Regions from separate parts of the Homo sapiens genome. Here region 1 is linked to region 2. A link is a loop called in an ENCODE intact Hi-C map of the cell type or tissue named here. Cell type or tissue: heart left ventricle. All regions are shown on one strand. Each heading gives the region's core, and the rest is flanking DNA. Links, peaks and the distances in the headings are about the cores only. Region 1 overlaps CHD1L (chromodomain helicase DNA binding protein 1 like). Region 2 holds the start of LOC102723321 (a long non-coding RNA gene).

Region 1 (8,339 bases), core at 61-8,060, 430 kb before region 2:
TTGGAGGTTCTGAGGCAGTCTATAAATCATACGACACTTATATTTCTACTTTGGTATTTATTTATAAACTTTTATTGTTTGGTAAATTTTGCCTGAGGGAAATTGACCTTAAATACCACTAGACTTGGCAGTGTTTCCTTTTCTTTTTCTTGCCAGGGGCCATCGGGTTTTACTTTTCTCCCAAATGACCCAGATGTTGGATATTCTCCAAGACTATATGGATTACAGAGGTGACACCTTTTGGCCACTACATTACCTAAGGCTCTGTTAGACTTAACAGTCCAGATAGGTCCATGAAGAATAATATGGGATATGAGAATATTACAAAGGAAAGCAGGGTGAGAACATTATTCAGAACCAAAAAATCAAAAGGCGAGAGGAGAGTGATGTGTGAAGGCAAGGATGGACAGCAGAGAACAGGCACGTGGGCAGAAATAAACACCCACGTTCCCATCAGTTACATGATTTAAAATTATGGGCCGTGGAGCAAATGTTGTGGAAATGTTTTTGAAAATGTGTGATAAAGTTTCAGTGACTAGAGCTTTTAGCGTCTTGTAACATTCACCTCAACAGTTGAGCACTTACTCATGATCAGTGAAAAGGTGAATATTGAAATTATAGAGATAACAAATAAGCCAGGGGAAAAGTAAGAGCAACTTTTTCTGCATAGACAATAAAGAATGTAGGTTATTACCTGGGAAGTCTGTTTAATATGTAATAAGATTTGTGTGAGATGATGAGAAAAGGCTCTAACATGAGTTGATCTTGAGCCCAATGTTGAACAGCTCCAGACCTTACAATTTAAAAAAGTAGTTCAGACCGGGTGTCTGAGTTCCGCAGTATACCTGGTCCAGTGGACACTTGCAGAATGCCGTTGGCACATGCCACTGGCCATTGAGGGGTCCCCAGATGCATAAACAGCCTGATCCTGTAGCTCCCCTTCCCCACACGGATGCATGGAGGCAGGTGGCGAACTCTAAAGCCTCACTGAAAGGCAGATTGCTGGACTGTTAGAAGGGGCTCACTCACCTGCCTCCAAGCGCTTGTCTTCTGTTTACATAAGAATTACATCTCAGCAAAGTTGAAACTATCACACAGGATAGATGCTCAGGGTTGCTTGAGAATAGTCAAAACTGAGTATTAACTTCATAAGTGCCAAAGACTTCAACTGCATGTATTTAAAAAATCCAGAGGAGTATGTTATGGTGAGTTATTTTGTAAAATGATAATTGTCCCTGTTAATTTAAATTTTTCCCTTTGGGATTTGCTTAAAGTAGGGCTGTGCCTGTATATGGAAAGGGACAAAATTGGCCTTTGGTTTTGGGCTTAATTTTTTATTCCCCAAAGACTACTTGAAAAGGGTTAAGATTTCTGTTTTTCTTCCTCTCTGTAAAGGCTACAGCTATGAGCGTGTGGATGGTTCTGTGAGAGGAGAAGAGAGACACTTGGCCATTAAGAACTTTGGACAGCAGCCCATTTTCGTTTTTCTCCTGAGTACTAGGGCAGGTAGGCTGCAAAGGCATTGATGGAAACAGACAAATGAGGGATAATAGAGTACTATTACATCCCAACGGTTAGTACACTTTTTTCCTTAATTCTCTGAAAGGTGAGGTTACTATTGAATGTAAAACAAGGTACTGGACATCAAGCATGGTGCTGTTTTCTATCCAGCCTGTCCAAACTGTCATCTCAGCAAAGAAGTAAGGCTGAAACCTGGGGTTATTGGAAAGTAATTCTAATCTGCTTTGACCATTGACCTGGGAATGTCCTGAAAGATTTATGTGATTTTGTGGAATGTTTCATTTACATTCAGTGGAAGTAGCTCTTCTTCCCAACCGTGAATTTGGGAAATAAGGTAACAGTTTGTCTACTAGTTGTCCTTCCTCTATAAGTATTTCTGGAATAGTGCTGAAAAGCTTAACAAAAATCTAGTTGTTAAAAAATGTGATTATGTTGAAAATACCAACTTTTTAGAATTATTTATGACATCATCCATATATGATTTAAATCGTGAATATTACGACATTTGTAATGCTTTACCAGTTACAGAGTGCTTTCATTTACTGTTACATAATTTGAAATCAGCTCTTGGAGATGAAATGATTCTCTAAGTCATTGTGGTGTCTGGAAAAAAAAAAAAAAAGGCCGGCACGGTGGCCCATGCCTGTAATCCCAGCACTTTGGGAGGCTGAGGTGGGTGGATCACTGGAGGTGAGGAGTTTGAGACCAGCCTGGCCAACATGGTGAAACCCCGTCTCTACTTAAAAAAATACAAAACTTAGCTGGATGTAGTGGTGCGTGCCTGTAATCCCAACTACTACGGAGGCTGAGGCAGGAGAACCGCTGGAATCCAGGAGGCGGAGGTTGCAGTGAGCCAAGATTGCACCACTACATTCCAGCCTAAGAAATTTTTCTCAGGTCCTGGAGCAAGCTGACCTTAGTTTTCAACTCATAGGATCCTAGTTTCATTATCTTATTTTTGTAGACATAAATCTTGATGGAGTACATGCAGGAACATGAAAGAGATGTGTGTCCTCTATTAAAGACAGATTGACATTTTTCTAAAAAGAGAGTTCAGTCTTATTTAGAAAGCTTTCTAAATGCCTGCTGCTATAAGGGTATATGAAAGAAGTGTTAGATATAATTTTTGATTATAAGGAGATTATTTCACCTGTGTTTGTTTTATCTCCCTAATAAAATTAATAACATAAGATTCATTTGGCCTCACTCTTCCAAGATCATAGACTGCACATGGAGTCTCAGCCATTTTCTCATGTGATCAGTTGCCTCAGGGTTAGTCTCAGGAGAAACTGAAAGAATCAGGCAGTGCATCATCACTGCCGGGAAAACAGTTTTATTTATGCTTTAATGATTTCATCATCCTCATATTCAGAGAGCAGCATTATGTTTGAAATGTCTAAAATTAGGAAAAAAGAGATCTCTGCTTTTCAGTTAATCTCCTTGGAGGACTCAGAGTAGATCTGGGAGCTGAAGCAGTCCTGGACATTAGTCTTCTCCAAACACTGTTGTGTTTGCTGTCACAGTTTTGTTGTAGTTTTGCAGTATTTTCATTTATTTAACAGGTTTCCTTCCAAATTTCAAATATTTCTGTGATGAGTCATGTTGCCACCAGATGGCAGTGATAGCTCATGAATATGTTCCTATTCATGGATGTGGGTGTGGCTTATTTATAAAAATCTCACCCCTCGGTGAAGAGCTGCACTTAGACAACATGAATTCAAGAAGATAATTTTATGGAACACATTTTAAAATGAAATAAGCACCTGAAAAGTATTATAGTATAGTGGATAAAAGCACGGGCTCTGGACCAAGACTGCAAGGGAATGAATCCTGGCTCTTTCACCTTCTAGGCTTGCAACTTCAGAGAAGTCCCTTACCCTCCCTTTCAACATCTATAAAGTGGGGAAAATCGTAGCAACTACTCAACTTCCCGACAGGGTTGTTGTGAGGGTTAAAGGAGTTAATATAGAGAGAGTGCTTAGAATAATGCCTGGCAAGTAGTAAGCACAGCGTAAGTGTCATTATCATTATTATTAGGTATAATTTAGCATCTCTCAGTAATCGGTCATGATTACCTCCTTGTTCCAACTTCAACTTGATACGAAGACTTTAATTAGAATATTCCTGCCTGATTTGTCTGGAGATCCAGCTTATGGTCAGTAGTCCTTCTTAAAAGTTAGTCCTTAATTCAGGTTTATGGAACAAGCCCTTTCAGGCTTGCTTGTTTCAGCAACCAGCTCTAACGACCCTGGCAAGAGGGAGTCTGTTTTGTACTTGTTTTCACATTAATCAAAGAGAAGGCTGCAATGTACCTTCACGGTTCTCTTAATTAATTCCTGTAACTCAAGGTACCTCCTCAGCTCTCTTCCTGCAGCACTGAAGAAAGACCAGCAAGAGTGTTCTGAGCAAGCCTCAGAACACTCAGAGTAAATGACAAGAGTGTTCTTGTCTTGCCGTTGGTTTTGTTACTTTCTTTTTGATTAATGTGGAAACCAGTACAAAAAAGACTCACTGGAGTTTTCTCTAATCAGAGGGAGGAGGTTTCCCACTCTGCTCAGGAGTATAATATCATCCACTCTTCTCATTAACTTTTTATCAGAGATCTTGCTACCTAGTTGTAACTTGCAAGCGACATTCGGCACTCTTCTCTTGACAGTGCGCACTGCAGACCTCTCATATTTAGATCTGTTTTCTGAAAGAGCATGTGTCCTTTTCCTCAGACTACTCTAATCAAAATCTAATCAAGGTTTTTAAGCAGAAGAGATAAAGTGGCTCCATGGCACTGACTTAAGTATCCACCTTGGCCACTTGCCCCTGCTCCGCTCATTCTGTTCCATTCAGTAATAAAAATTTTCCCATCAGGCAATAAGAGGTCAGGTAGCACTTCTCACCGCTGGAACAAGGCTTTGGAGTTAGGGGTGTGGGTCCATTTGAAGGATGAAGCCAATTGTTTTGACTGATTTCAGTTTATCAGTCTGACCCACTCTAGCCTTGTGCTTATTTTCTAGCTCCTCGTCTTTGTGCTGCTGATTACATTCCTTTTTGCATTGTTTTCAGGTGGAGTTGGCATGAACTTAACAGCAGCAGATACTGTGATTTTTGTTGACAGTGACTTTAATCCTCAGAATGACTTGCAAGCAGCTGCCAGGGCTCATCGCATTGGCCAAAACAAGTAAGTGATTTTTTTCTGCTTCCTTGGCTTGCCCAGCAGCAGTTCTGGGTTGTGAAAAAGGTGAAGAATATAGTCCTGGTGACAGTCCCACACTGGGAGCTGAGAGACCACCAGGTTTTAGCTCATCTGTGCTATTGACTCCTAGGGTAGTATTGGGTGGGTCACATTATCAGTCCAGACTGACTTTATTAGAAGGAGTCAAATCAAACTGTGAAAGGATTAGAAGGAAACTTTAGAAGTCATTTAACTCATCCTTCTTGAGTTAGGGTCTGACTCAGTTAAAAAATGGGGTTATGGGGCTATGGAGCTAAGCTAAAAAAAAAAAAAAGAAAGATAGATGTTGCCCTTTGATCTGAGGATAATTTGATCTTCCAGATATTTTCCTTGGCTACAGATAAGGAATCCCAGTCATGGTTACCCCATCATTCTTTCTTTGACTGTCTGGAATGGTTCAGAGAGAATTTCAGGCGAGTTCTCTCTAACAAGTGCTCAGGACCAAATGAACCAATCTCCCTTTCATTGTACCCTGAATATGGTATTTGGTTTTGTTTGCTTTTAGATGTATTTACCTTGCATACTTTTGCCCAGCTTTGCACACCCTTATAGCACACTACCCTTGTTTGACTTATGTCCAGGTCTGTTAAAGTTATTCGGCTGATTGGTCGAGACACTGTGGAAGAAATAGTCTATAGGAAAGCAGCCTCCAAACTGCAGCTCACCAACATGATCATAGAAGGAGGCCATTTTACTCTGGGAGCCCAGAAACCCGCTGCCGATGCTGACCTCCAGGTATGATATGATATACTGTTCTTCACTTTGGAATATACCAATACCCTTTGTGGAGGAGAATGTAAATGAAAAGAACCAGCACTCACCCTCTCCCCAGCTACACATTTGTTCCTTGGCCTCCCTCACACCTGCCACAGTGCTGGCTGTGTGCAGGGTCTGTAGGAAGTAAGGATTAGTTCCAAGCCTCATCACTTCTTGGCTGTTTGGGTTTGAGCGGCTTTCTTAACTTCTTAGATCTACTCTTTTTGCATTTCTAAAAATAAAGACACCACAGGTTAGCTCAGAGGGCTGTTAAGAGAATTAGTTAAAATAAAGAACTCAATAACAATTAATTCTGTACTTCCACCTTAGTCCCAGAGCCTTTGATCAGTGACTTACATTACTTCATACTCAGAAGAGGGCGAATGAGATCAGGAATTCATAATTGTGCCTTAGAAAAAATGGGTGAAAGAACTAGAGGTAATTTATTTAAAGAAGGGAGTACTGGATGGGAGACAGACACTGGATTGGAAGATTTTAGAGCTCTCTTTTGGAAGAGGACTTAGAGTTACTCTGTAGCAGCCCTTGGGTTAAAATTAAAACTCATAATATTTCCTGGATGCTTTGTTTTTGCCCTAAGGATGAGGGGCTGGATGCAAAGAGACCAACTCCTAGGATACTAGAAAGATGCAGGTATGAAGGGAGTAATAAATGTCTGTCAAGGGCAGCATCAGTGGGAGAGTCTGGTGTGAGAAACATTGCAAAAGAAGGAAGGACAGGAGTTGGCTACTGTTTAGAGTTGGGTCTCAACAGTAGGGAGATAGAAAATTCAAAGATGGCTGTGAGGTTTTAGGCCCCTATGATGAGGAGAGAAGAAAGGAAAATAAGAAGTAGGGCAGAGTTTTAGGAAGATAAAGAGAATTTAGGCTTTAGTCAGAGTGTGCAGTAAAAATACAATATAAACAAACTATTGTTAGAGGCAGACTCAGACAAAAGGAAAGAATTTTATTTGTAAAAGTTTGCAAGATGGACTAGGATTGGAAAGGACTAGTCCATCAAAAAACATAAGTGTTTAAGAGAGAAAAAGTGACACAATATTAGAAGCAGAGTTACTAAGTTTGTAATTAGTCTGAAAAAACAGCAGTTTTCTTACATGGTTACCGTATCTGCAAAGGCCAGTGCATATCTTTACATATCAGTGTTGCAAAAGACAGGGATCCTGTTGTTTTTGTTAGGGAGTTAGTAATTACAGGAAAGGCTCAAGGTTTTATTAATTTTGGGACTAGAACTAGAAAGAGTAACACTGGGTTTGTTCTTTGTTTATCTTAGGGGGTAGGTGTGGCTTTTTTCTTTTTCTGACTTTCCTTGTGTTGCTGACTGTGTCACATGCATGCTTAATTAACCATAATGGTGCTAGGGCAGGCTGTACATTTTGTTTTCACACTAAGAGACAATTATAAATGTGAGATGAAAGCTTGAGAGAGAGGTAGAGGTACGCTGTAGATACCCTTAAATGCAGTTTTCCACAGAAAAATTATCCATAGAACCTTAAGAGAGAGAAGGTCACTGCTGGGCATAGTGAAGGGGTAAATGACAGAGCCTCACAAGGCCCGCATTCTCTTGTTAGAGGAGGAAGGATGTCATAGGTTGTTTGCACTCTCCCAGTGGAGGGAGCGCCAGGGGTCCAATGAGGGGTATCTTGTGATGTGGGCTGCTGGACACATCACTGTGAAAGATGTAGACATACCTCCACCCCATGGGGCCACAAACGAGTGGGAACATGGACTGCTGGCTGAGAGCGACTCTGTTGGACTTCTTGCCCAGCTCATGGTTATCGGAAAGTTACTTTCTGACTCTAATGTCTGATTTATCTCTTCCCCATGCAGATGCTATGAGTTATTTGTGGTTACCAAAAGCAAAGGTGATAACCCAGAGCCCTTGTCTAAAAAGAAAGCAGGGGATTTTTGTTTGTTTTTGTTTTTTGGGTTTTTTTTTTTTTTTTTTTTTGAGACAGAGTCTCGTTCTGTTGCCAGGCTGGAGTGCAGTGGCGCGATCTCAGCTCACTGCAACCTCTGCCTCCCGGGTTCAAGCAATTCTCCTGCCTCAGCCTCCTGAGTAGCTGGGACTACAGGCGCGCACCACCACGCCTAGCTAATTTTTGCATTTTTAGTAGAGACGGGGTTTCACCATGTTGGCCAGACTGGTCTTGATCTCCTGACCTTGTGATCCGTCCACCTCGGCCTCCTAAAGTGCTGGGATTACAGGCATGAGCCACTGCGCCTGGGGGTATTTTTTTTTTTTTAAATACCAAGAAACCAAAAGTAAAAGATGTGGTTCTGATTTGGTAAATCTAAGCAGTAGGTATGGAGTTCTGAAGTCCTGAAAGAAGGAAACAGGTTTTTTATCCTGCAGGGAGGACACAGTAGAAACAGGCAGGCAGATGCAGGTGTAGTGAACACTTATTGGATACTGTGTGCTGAGTGTTGTCTGAGGTGCTCTTTTCCAGTTGTTTCAGTAAATAAGAATAACAGCAGGATGAGATAGACACTATCTTTATCCCCATCTTAAGTAATTTGCCCAAGGTTATTCAGATTTAGGATTCCAATCCAAGCACTCTCTAACCTCCGAGCACATGCCCTTAATTACTGTAATATACAGCTTCTCATAAAAACACATGTAATTTTCTTAATGACTAAGACACATTGCAAGTGAGCAATAACAAGGGAGAGCCAGGAGGTGAGCATAAGTACAAGGGGGTGAAAGGGAGGGTCCCAGTATGGACCAATTCTTATCATAAATAGTTGGCTTCCTACTATTTTTGGTACCAGCTGCCAAAGCCAGTCATCCTGGTTATGTGTATGGAGGGTAAATATAATAT
Region 2 (8,339 bases), core at 96-8,095:
TAGTTGTAGAAAAGAGAGTGAGCTACCTGAAGGAGCATTTGGGGTAGGATGCTACAATGAGCAAAGAGACTTTTACCAATATTAGAGCAATAACTGTCTGACAGGGAAAGGGAGAAGAGTTGCTAGGAGGGGGAGAGTGATATGTTGAGAAGAAGCAGCACAAATGTTACGTGTTTCACAATTTTAACTACACTGATGAAATGGTCTTACTGAAGTGTGGTGAAAGCAAATGTCATTAAAAATCTGTACAGTACTTTAAAAAAATAGCCTTCAGACTCCTTGGTTCAGTACTGTGAATTAGGGAAGCATGCCATACATGAAAGCATTATAAAAGTGCTACGTAAGATTATATTATTATTGCTAATGTGTTTGTTCAACAAATAAGCATATGAAATTGGAGCACAAGAACACGGACCTAGGAGGGAGGTAACAGACATGGAAAGGCCCCACTCAGATCTCCTTCCCAGGAAAGACTTATAGCCCCAGCTGTGGGGAGTGTAATGAGCACACGTCCTCTAGCTGTAGCTCCCTCAGATTTGGTCTCATCACAGAAAGCACTTCACCTCAGGTCATGACCTTTTGAGTGTATTTGGTGTCTAAGTGAGGTGAGAATATAAAAGCCAGGCCATTTTGACCCAATGTAGGACACCCTTGTTGGTAGTGTTTGTTCTAAAGCTCCCTCAGGTCTGTACTGCAGTTTAACTTCTTCCTCTGCTTAATCCTCCCTCTGCCTTCTTCCTTTCACAGGTGTTGATCCTGAATAAACATCTTACACCCAAACTTCAACTCAATATCTGCCTCCAAAGAACCCAACCTGTGACAAGTGATTTTAGAGATTACCTAACCCAAACTCTTTCTGAAATAATAAAGTTTATTTTTTCCAAATTCAAAATTATTCTTCTTTTAGAATGAGGTGATTATTCAAGTAGAAAGAAAAACATCGCTAACAATGTTGGCAGCCATCTTTGGAGACCACTTGCCGTAACTGTAAGTAATGGTTTTAATCTTTGGGTGTATCATAATATACTTATCCCTTGAACAATTAATACTTTTTCTAGTAGTTTTTTCTAGTTTTTCACTAGTTTAAGTAGTGCTACAATAAATATCTTTGTGCAATAAAGGTTTTTATGTATTCTAAATTATTTTCTTAGGATAGATTCCCAGGTGTAGAATTCTGGTTTGCAGAGTATGATTTTTTTTTTTTTTTTTTTTGAGACAGAGTCTTGCTCTGTTGCTCAGGCTGGAGTGCAGTGGTGCGATCTCGGCTCACTGCAAGCTCCACCTCCCAGGTTCGTGCCATTCTCCTGCCTCAGCCTCCCGAGTAGCTGGGACTACAGGTGCCCGCCACCATGCCCTGCTTATTTTTTGTATTTTTAGTAGAGACGGGGTTTCACCATATTAGCCAGGATGGTCTCGATCTCCTGACCTCGTGATCCGCCCACCTCAGCCTCCCAAAGTACTGGGATTACAGGCATGAGCCACTGCACCCGGCCCAGAATTTGATTTTTGTTGTTGTTGTTGTTGAGACGGTCTCACTCTGACACCCAGGCTGGGTTGCAGTAACATGATCATAGCTCACTGCAGCCTCATATTCCTTGGCTTAAGCAATCCTCCTGCCTGAGTCTCCCAAGTAGTTGGGACTACAGACACATGCCACCATGCCTGGCTAATTTTTTTTCTTTTTCTAGAGGCAGAGTCTTGCTATGTTGCCCAGACTGGTCTCAAACTCCTGGGCTCAAGCAATTCTCCTGCCTCAGCCTCCCAAAGTGTTGAGATTACAGGCATGAGTAACTGTGCCCACCCAGGTATGCCATTTTCAGTGCTCTTGATGGATAGTTTTCCAAAGGCTTGAATCAGTTTTTATTGTCAACAGAGTACAGCAGGGCATCAGGAAGCCCATTTCAATACATTTTTCTATCATTTTATAGAAGAGATAATTACTGGTTAAATATTAATTTGTGACAGTGTTGAGTCTTTTGCTTCTTAGGTGAGATTAATTCCCTTTGGTCCATATGTGTAGAAAACCTGAAACTGTAAAGTGTAAAGCTCTTCTCATCAGCTTACCAGTATTCCTTACTCTCAGGCATGGAATGCCAACCCCCAAAGGATGCTTTTGTGAGGACAAAAGTGAGCAGGTGGTGACGGTAAAAGATACAGAGATTCCTCCCTGGAGAGCAATAGAAATCAGGAGGCAGTGGTCTCGATGAAAACCAGCAGAAGTGAATAGGGACCCATGTACTAGTTGAATCCATGTATTTCCAACATGGTGCGACGTGTATGTGGTAGCAGTGGACCCAAACACCACAGAAAACTTGGGGCAGCCACACAATGGTGTTATTTCAGTCTATAACAATGTTCCATAACCACCTTTTTTTTTACTTAATATGTCATACATTTTCCATGTTATTAAATGTCTATGTGTGATTTAAATCATTTATATTATGTTAAATAAAGCATATAGATTCTGAGATAAGTACTAATACTTTCATTTTAAAGATGGGCAAACTGATGTGCAGAAAGTTTAAAAACGTCTACCATTCCCACAACTAGTAAGTGAGGGGCTCATATTGAAATCCAGTCGGGGCTGACTCCAAAAGCCAGGATTTTCTCACTACACTATGTTGATCCTCAGGGCATAAAAAAACCAGGCCCAGCACATACCCTCTACTTTTGATATCTGGCAGAAGGCCTGGGGAGCGAGGTGTCTGTATGAGAAAGCAGAGTGGTCGAAATACAGCCCCTACCACCATCTTCTTGAAATCGTTCTATTATTTTGCAGTTAACAAGCTGATGGCAATTTAAATTCAGTTCAGGTGTTTAAATACTAGACACTGGGAACACACAGATAAACAGGGATGCCAGTTTAAACAGCTGTATCTGCTTCAACACATTTCAGAAGCAGGAGCAACAGGGAGACCAAATTAAGGCCTGGCACCTTGTGTGCTAGAGACAGATTCTCAGAGTGAGCCCGTGGAGCCCACCACACTCATACCCCACCGCTAGTTCTGCCATGTGCACTGCTTCTGCCACAGAAATGTAGCCTAATTTGAATGGCACAGTCTGTTAGACTCCTCTTGATACCAAAGGAAGGCTTCTCTCTGTCTTTTAGTGATGAAGACACCAGTTGCCCCGCTTCTCTTTTCTTTCCTTTTTTTCCCCCCAATTGGCATCATTTGCTAAGCCCCTCTAAGTACCCAATTCAGGCAGGACATTAGAATTTGCCTCTCAGAGAGGATGCCTCTGACTCCCTCTAGAGGGCACTTGCTGCCAGTTATGGGCTAAGTGCCATTGCTGGGAGGATTCTGTGATCAGCCGGCTGTCAGATTCACGGAAGGCTCCTGGCGCTTGTTGGTTGGTTTGTTCTAGAGAAACAGTTGGAGAGTGTTTCCTTGGGCAGCTGGGAGAGGTGGGGGGACTCCCTGCCCACCTCAATCTCCTCAACACCCCTCCATCCCTCCCCTCCCTGACTGGGCCTTCACTCAGCAGGCCCTTCTAGAGGGCGGAGGCCAAAGGGTGTCACCCGCTTTCATGAACAATGCTGCCTGGAGCCTGTGGTGTTTAGAGGAGTAGATTTAACCACAGAGGGTTTGTGGGAACTCCTAGTTCAGAACACAAGGGAGGAGAGAACAGAACATTGAGATGCAAAGATTTATGAGGGAGAAAGACTCATGTAAGAAAAGGAAATTAGAAACCAAGCAAGCAGAATATTCCAAAGACAGCCACATACCACCCATAATAATGAAGTTTCCATGACTCTCTTTGGCTCAGATAGGTCTGCTTAATAATTAATATGGCAACTCTCCCTCTCTCTGCAAACAGGTGGCTGTACAGGGCTTGGCAAATATTTCCTTATTGCTCCCTTTACTTTCTCCGAGAGGAAGGTTGGGTGGTCCAGAGGATTTCCCAGATGGAGCAGCAGGCTTCCCATGCCTGCCATTTGCATAAGGTAACAGAGTGAGACAAGAGCAGTTCTGGGACTGGCAGGCAGAGTTCCTTAGTGCCATGCGCACAGTGGCAAGATCCCTCAGGCACCTCAGGAGAGTGGGATCAAGGCCGAGAGGGTAGGCGAATGTCGGTACATGAATGGATTTTGAAATGGAGGCAGCACTTGTCATGTGCCAGCTTCCTTTGGAAAATGATGCTACAGAGATCCCATCACTGGTTGGGTCTTGTCCAGCTGCTTTGTGGAGGGAAGGATGAACAGGACATGCTCTCCTTTGTGCCACCACCCCAGTCAGGTTTGTTCCTCTCCATCTCTGGACTCGTTGTTAGTCTTCCCTGGCTTCACCTTCTCCTCTTCAGTCTAGACTGTACATACTGCTGCCAGAAATATCTTCCCAAAATACTGCTTCTGCCATGTCCCTCCCCAGATAGAAAACCTATGGAGGAAGTCACAAACAAGTCATATCAGTCCTGTAGATATGCTTTGTTTCAAGTATGTGATGTTTTAAGAAATATTTTGAATTTGTTTCCAACACGGAAAAAAGGAAAATCTTAGATAAAAATCTGAATTTCTAGCTTTTGGTGGGGGGAGAACTAGGTGATCTGGCAATTCTATACCTGTATTTCCACATTGCAGTTGACTGGAGTGAAGTAGCAACTGCTGCCTTCAGACAGGGCACTGATGATGTTGAGCATCTTTTCATGCACTTATTAGTCATTCATATATCTTCTTTGGTGAAATATCTGTTCAAATCTTTTGTCTATTTTTTAAAAAATGAATTATTTGTCTTCTTATCATTGAGTTATCAGAGCTCTCCTTCACTTTTTACTAGATAATTCTTCTTTACTCCAATTCTCTGTTATGGTGAATAATTCCTTATATTACACTTTCCCTGCTCATATTACTATGTGGTATCTCTCTTTATTGGATTCCAATTTATACACATGGCTACTAATATTTATACTCTGTTAAGCCAGCAAGAAATGCTCAGAACGTAAGTAAGAAAAAGAAAGTGTTTGAGCTAGACAGATTTGCGTTTGGATCCCAGTTTTGTCACCTCTATGTGGCTATAGACAAGGCATTTCATCTTTCTGAACTTGCCTGTTATTACCTTTAAAATATGAAAATAATGGCCACCTCGCAGGATTTTCTTAAAGATTAGAGATAATATACGAAAGTAGCTTATCACAGAGATTGGCAGTTAGTAACAACTCAAAAAATGATAGCCAAAAATAGCAGCAGCAAGTGACCAAGAGCTGAAAATAAGTCTTAGGGTTTCTACAGGTGAGAGTAATATTCATTTAAGCTACATTTGATAACAAGGTCCTTGTTATTTAGCAAAAAGTACCCCTTAAGTGGCACCTGTGTGCCACTATAGCTAAAGAGATGCCAAAGAGAAGCTGGATGATGATGGCCCAGGAAGGTCCTCATGCCATGACCACGCTTTGGGAGCTCATCATAAATATGAAGACTGGTCTTCAGCTTCATAGGATCCATTTTATCAGTACCCCAGGAGTGTCCAAGCTTTAGAAGGCTGACGTATGTCAACTAAACTCACGTAGTTAGTCTTCAGGATAACTGGAGTGACTCTCTTTTAGGGATTGATTCATTATTCAGTTGCTGCCTATTATGAAAGTTAAAAAAAATTACTTATTCTTATATTCAACCCAACTATTTATGGAGACACAACCTCAAACTAAAATGATCAAGTTGCTATTGAAAAAAACATAAATTACAAGATACCACAGGCACTGTGATATCACTAAAATGCAATGACAATAATTATTTAGCTTACCAGCTGATTTGGACATTTTATATATTTAAGTTTTGTGCATGATTAGAACCAGAATCAGGAATAGACACAATGAAGGTGTCATAGAGTGGTAATTCATAGGTTTTCAAGTAGTGGCTTGATCTTTGCCTGAATGGAGTGGGAAAACTGCCAGCTAGAGGCCTGTAAACAGCATCTGCACTCAGATGAGGATACTGGAGTGTGTTAAGATCCTTCTCTTGTTTTGAGACCCTTCTGTTCTGAGAGAGTCTTGTAAGTGATCTCTTTGGTCAGGCAGATGTAAGGTAAGAATCCACTTGTCCTTGGGGAAACCTGCTAAGTATTCTATTTGGATCTATTATCTGGAGTGTGACCTCAGATTTAGGACATTTTTTTCTACACATGGATTTGAGCTGTGGTATTCTGAGCATTCTATGTGTATGAAATGCATAGGGGTTTTGCTCAAGCATTTGCACACTGAACGCAGGAGGCAAGGTTATGGCAGGTATGATGCACAGGACTTATTGTCTCTTTACTGCACACAAGATAAAAGACTGGAGAGGATGTGGACTGTTTGTTGTGCCACATGGTTTTATTTAGTACAGAATAGGCCATTTTTGTTACAGAATAGGGCCTCACTGTGCCCTGTAAGAGAATGGAAGACAATAGATGCTCTACAGAGACAGAGAAATGAGGTGGGCTTTGGACTGAAAATGAGGGAGATCTTTGGGTCTGGTGGAAATTGAGCCTAGATTCTGAGCATGGAGATATAATGGCATTTGTCAGCTACTCTCTGTTGTATGTCTTTGTTCCAAGGGCATTTATTACACACCCAGATTAGATTCAGATTAGCCACATTTGGGGAGCTAAGGAACATGGCTATATGCATATTTAAGGCACTACATGTAGAGGGAGTTGGTATTCCTGGAGTTACAAGACAACAAGAGGTGAAAGCAGGAGCATGGCACCTCAATATTCTGGGGGGCAAGGGCTCGGACTGAGATGGCACGTGACAAGCAGAGAGGGTTTATGGAACCGGGGAGGTTTTCTCAGTGACCACTGGAGGTACTTGAGGAGGCGAACCTGATAAAAGGCACTTTCTGCAGCCCTAGAGGATGCTTGATAGGAATTTAGCTATTGTTATTTGTGTATTAAAAGGCCAGAGAATTTGAGTACTTCTGTGCTACATAAATATACATATTTTAACACCATAGGTATAACAAGATCACTGACACTATTAGAAGCAGAAGCTCAATTCTAGGACAATATTATGAACTGGCTTTCCAAATCATTCCTAATAATGAGTAGCAACACAGAAAAGACCTTTTTTCCCCTCTATTTTCCTTCCTTTTCTCTTGCTGAGCTTGGAAATCTGGGTGAGGATCAAACAGTCCTTGCTTATGGTTCATATGGGGCTCTGCTCTCTGGAGCTCCTCCTAACAGCATATCATGCTTCATGACTCCTGCAACCGACTAGCTCTGATGCTCTGATCTGACAGGTTTCTATTCTTGATGTTTGTTTTGCTATGCATTATACATTACCCCATGCTTATGAAGAACTGGCCATTCTATCTGACTTAGGCCTTCGTGGTTTCCTTGGACTTTTAGTAGTCTCTGACCTTCTTTACCTTCTCCTTTTTTTCTTCTTTCCTCCTCTTCCTTATTCTAGAAAAGATTTTCCTTCCTGTAAGGGATAGCTTTAAAAAAATTTAAAGTGCGTATACAGATATAGTTAATCAAGATTAAATTAAAGGTAGATGAATAAAAGAAAGGAAAAACAAGGACGAGGAACAAGGGGGATACAAAAATGTATCCCTAATGATTCCAACTCTTGATTACTGGTGGGCCACCAATTGATGCCAAGCTTCCCGGAGATCACTTGAAAAGGTGGGAGCTTATTAAGTGCCCAAGCCACAGGGGTCACGAGGTGAAAACCAGCAAAACAACTTATTCCTAATATTAAAACCAGAAAGAAAATTATCTTAAGACACGCCATAAGGAAGATCTTGTGTAATATCATGAAAAGGGTCTTCAGTAACAACTCTTTACTGTAGGCACTGGGATGGAACTCATTAGGGGTAACTGCACCAAAGCTCAAGAAAAGCAATTCTCTGCTAGGTGCAGTGGCTCACACCTGTAATCCCAGTACTTTGGGAGGCCAAGGTGGGCAGATCACTTGAGGTCAGGAGTTTGAGACCAGCCTGGCCAACGTGGTGAAGCCCTGTCTCTACCAAAAAATACAAAAATTAGCCGGGTGTGGTGGTATGCACCTGTAATCCCAGCTACTGGGAAAGCTGAGGTGGGAGAATTGCTTGAACCCGGGAGGTGGAGGTTGCAGTTAGTGGAGATCAAGCCACTGTACTCCAGCCTGGGCAACAGAGCAAGACCCTGTCTACAAAAAAAAAAAAAGAATTTTTTCCTTTTTTTTTATTATACTTTAAATTCTAGGGTACATGTGCACAACATGCAAGTTTTTACATAGGTATACATGTGCCATGTTGGTTTGCTGCACCCATTAACTCGTCATTTACGTTAGGTATTTCTCCTAACGCTATCCCTCCCCCTGCCCCCAACCCCACAACAGGCCCCTGGGTGTGATGCTCTCCGCCCTGTGTCCAAGTCTTC

The links. A loop is a pair of places that touch in the nucleus more often than their neighbours do. Peaks named below come from ENCODE experiments on the same cell type or tissue, not always from the same donor. Only the 100,000 strongest peaks of a DNase experiment are listed, where the experiment ranks them.
Region 1: it touches region 2 in a loop (3-fold over the local background); 5 of 110 quality-filtered maps call a loop at or near these places.

What each region holds. Positions count from the first base shown.
Region 1 is chr1:147,270,776-147,279,114 of GRCh38, forward strand. CHD1L (chromodomain helicase DNA binding protein 1 like) reads left to right here. Exons shown (of 23, transcript NM_004284.6): 11 at 157-230; 12 at 1,396-1,506; 13 at 4,579-4,693; 14 at 5,329-5,482. Among named protein-coding and RNA genes, the nearest start is that of CHD1L, 32 kb to the left of the region's middle. In heart left ventricle, for the core only: a CTCF peak has its summit at 3,130 (motif pointing right); no DNase peak of the experiment used is centred there.
Region 2 is chr1:147,696,863-147,705,201 of GRCh38, forward strand. It overlaps LOC105371230 (a long non-coding RNA gene), which reads right to left. Exons shown (of 3, transcript XR_922077.4): 3 at 3,204-4,379. It overlaps LOC102723321 (a long non-coding RNA gene), which reads left to right and starts at 3,866. Exons shown (of 3, transcript XR_922079.4): 1 at 3,866-3,946. In heart left ventricle, for the core only: a CTCF peak has its summit at 3,254; a DNase peak (open chromatin) is centred at 3,299.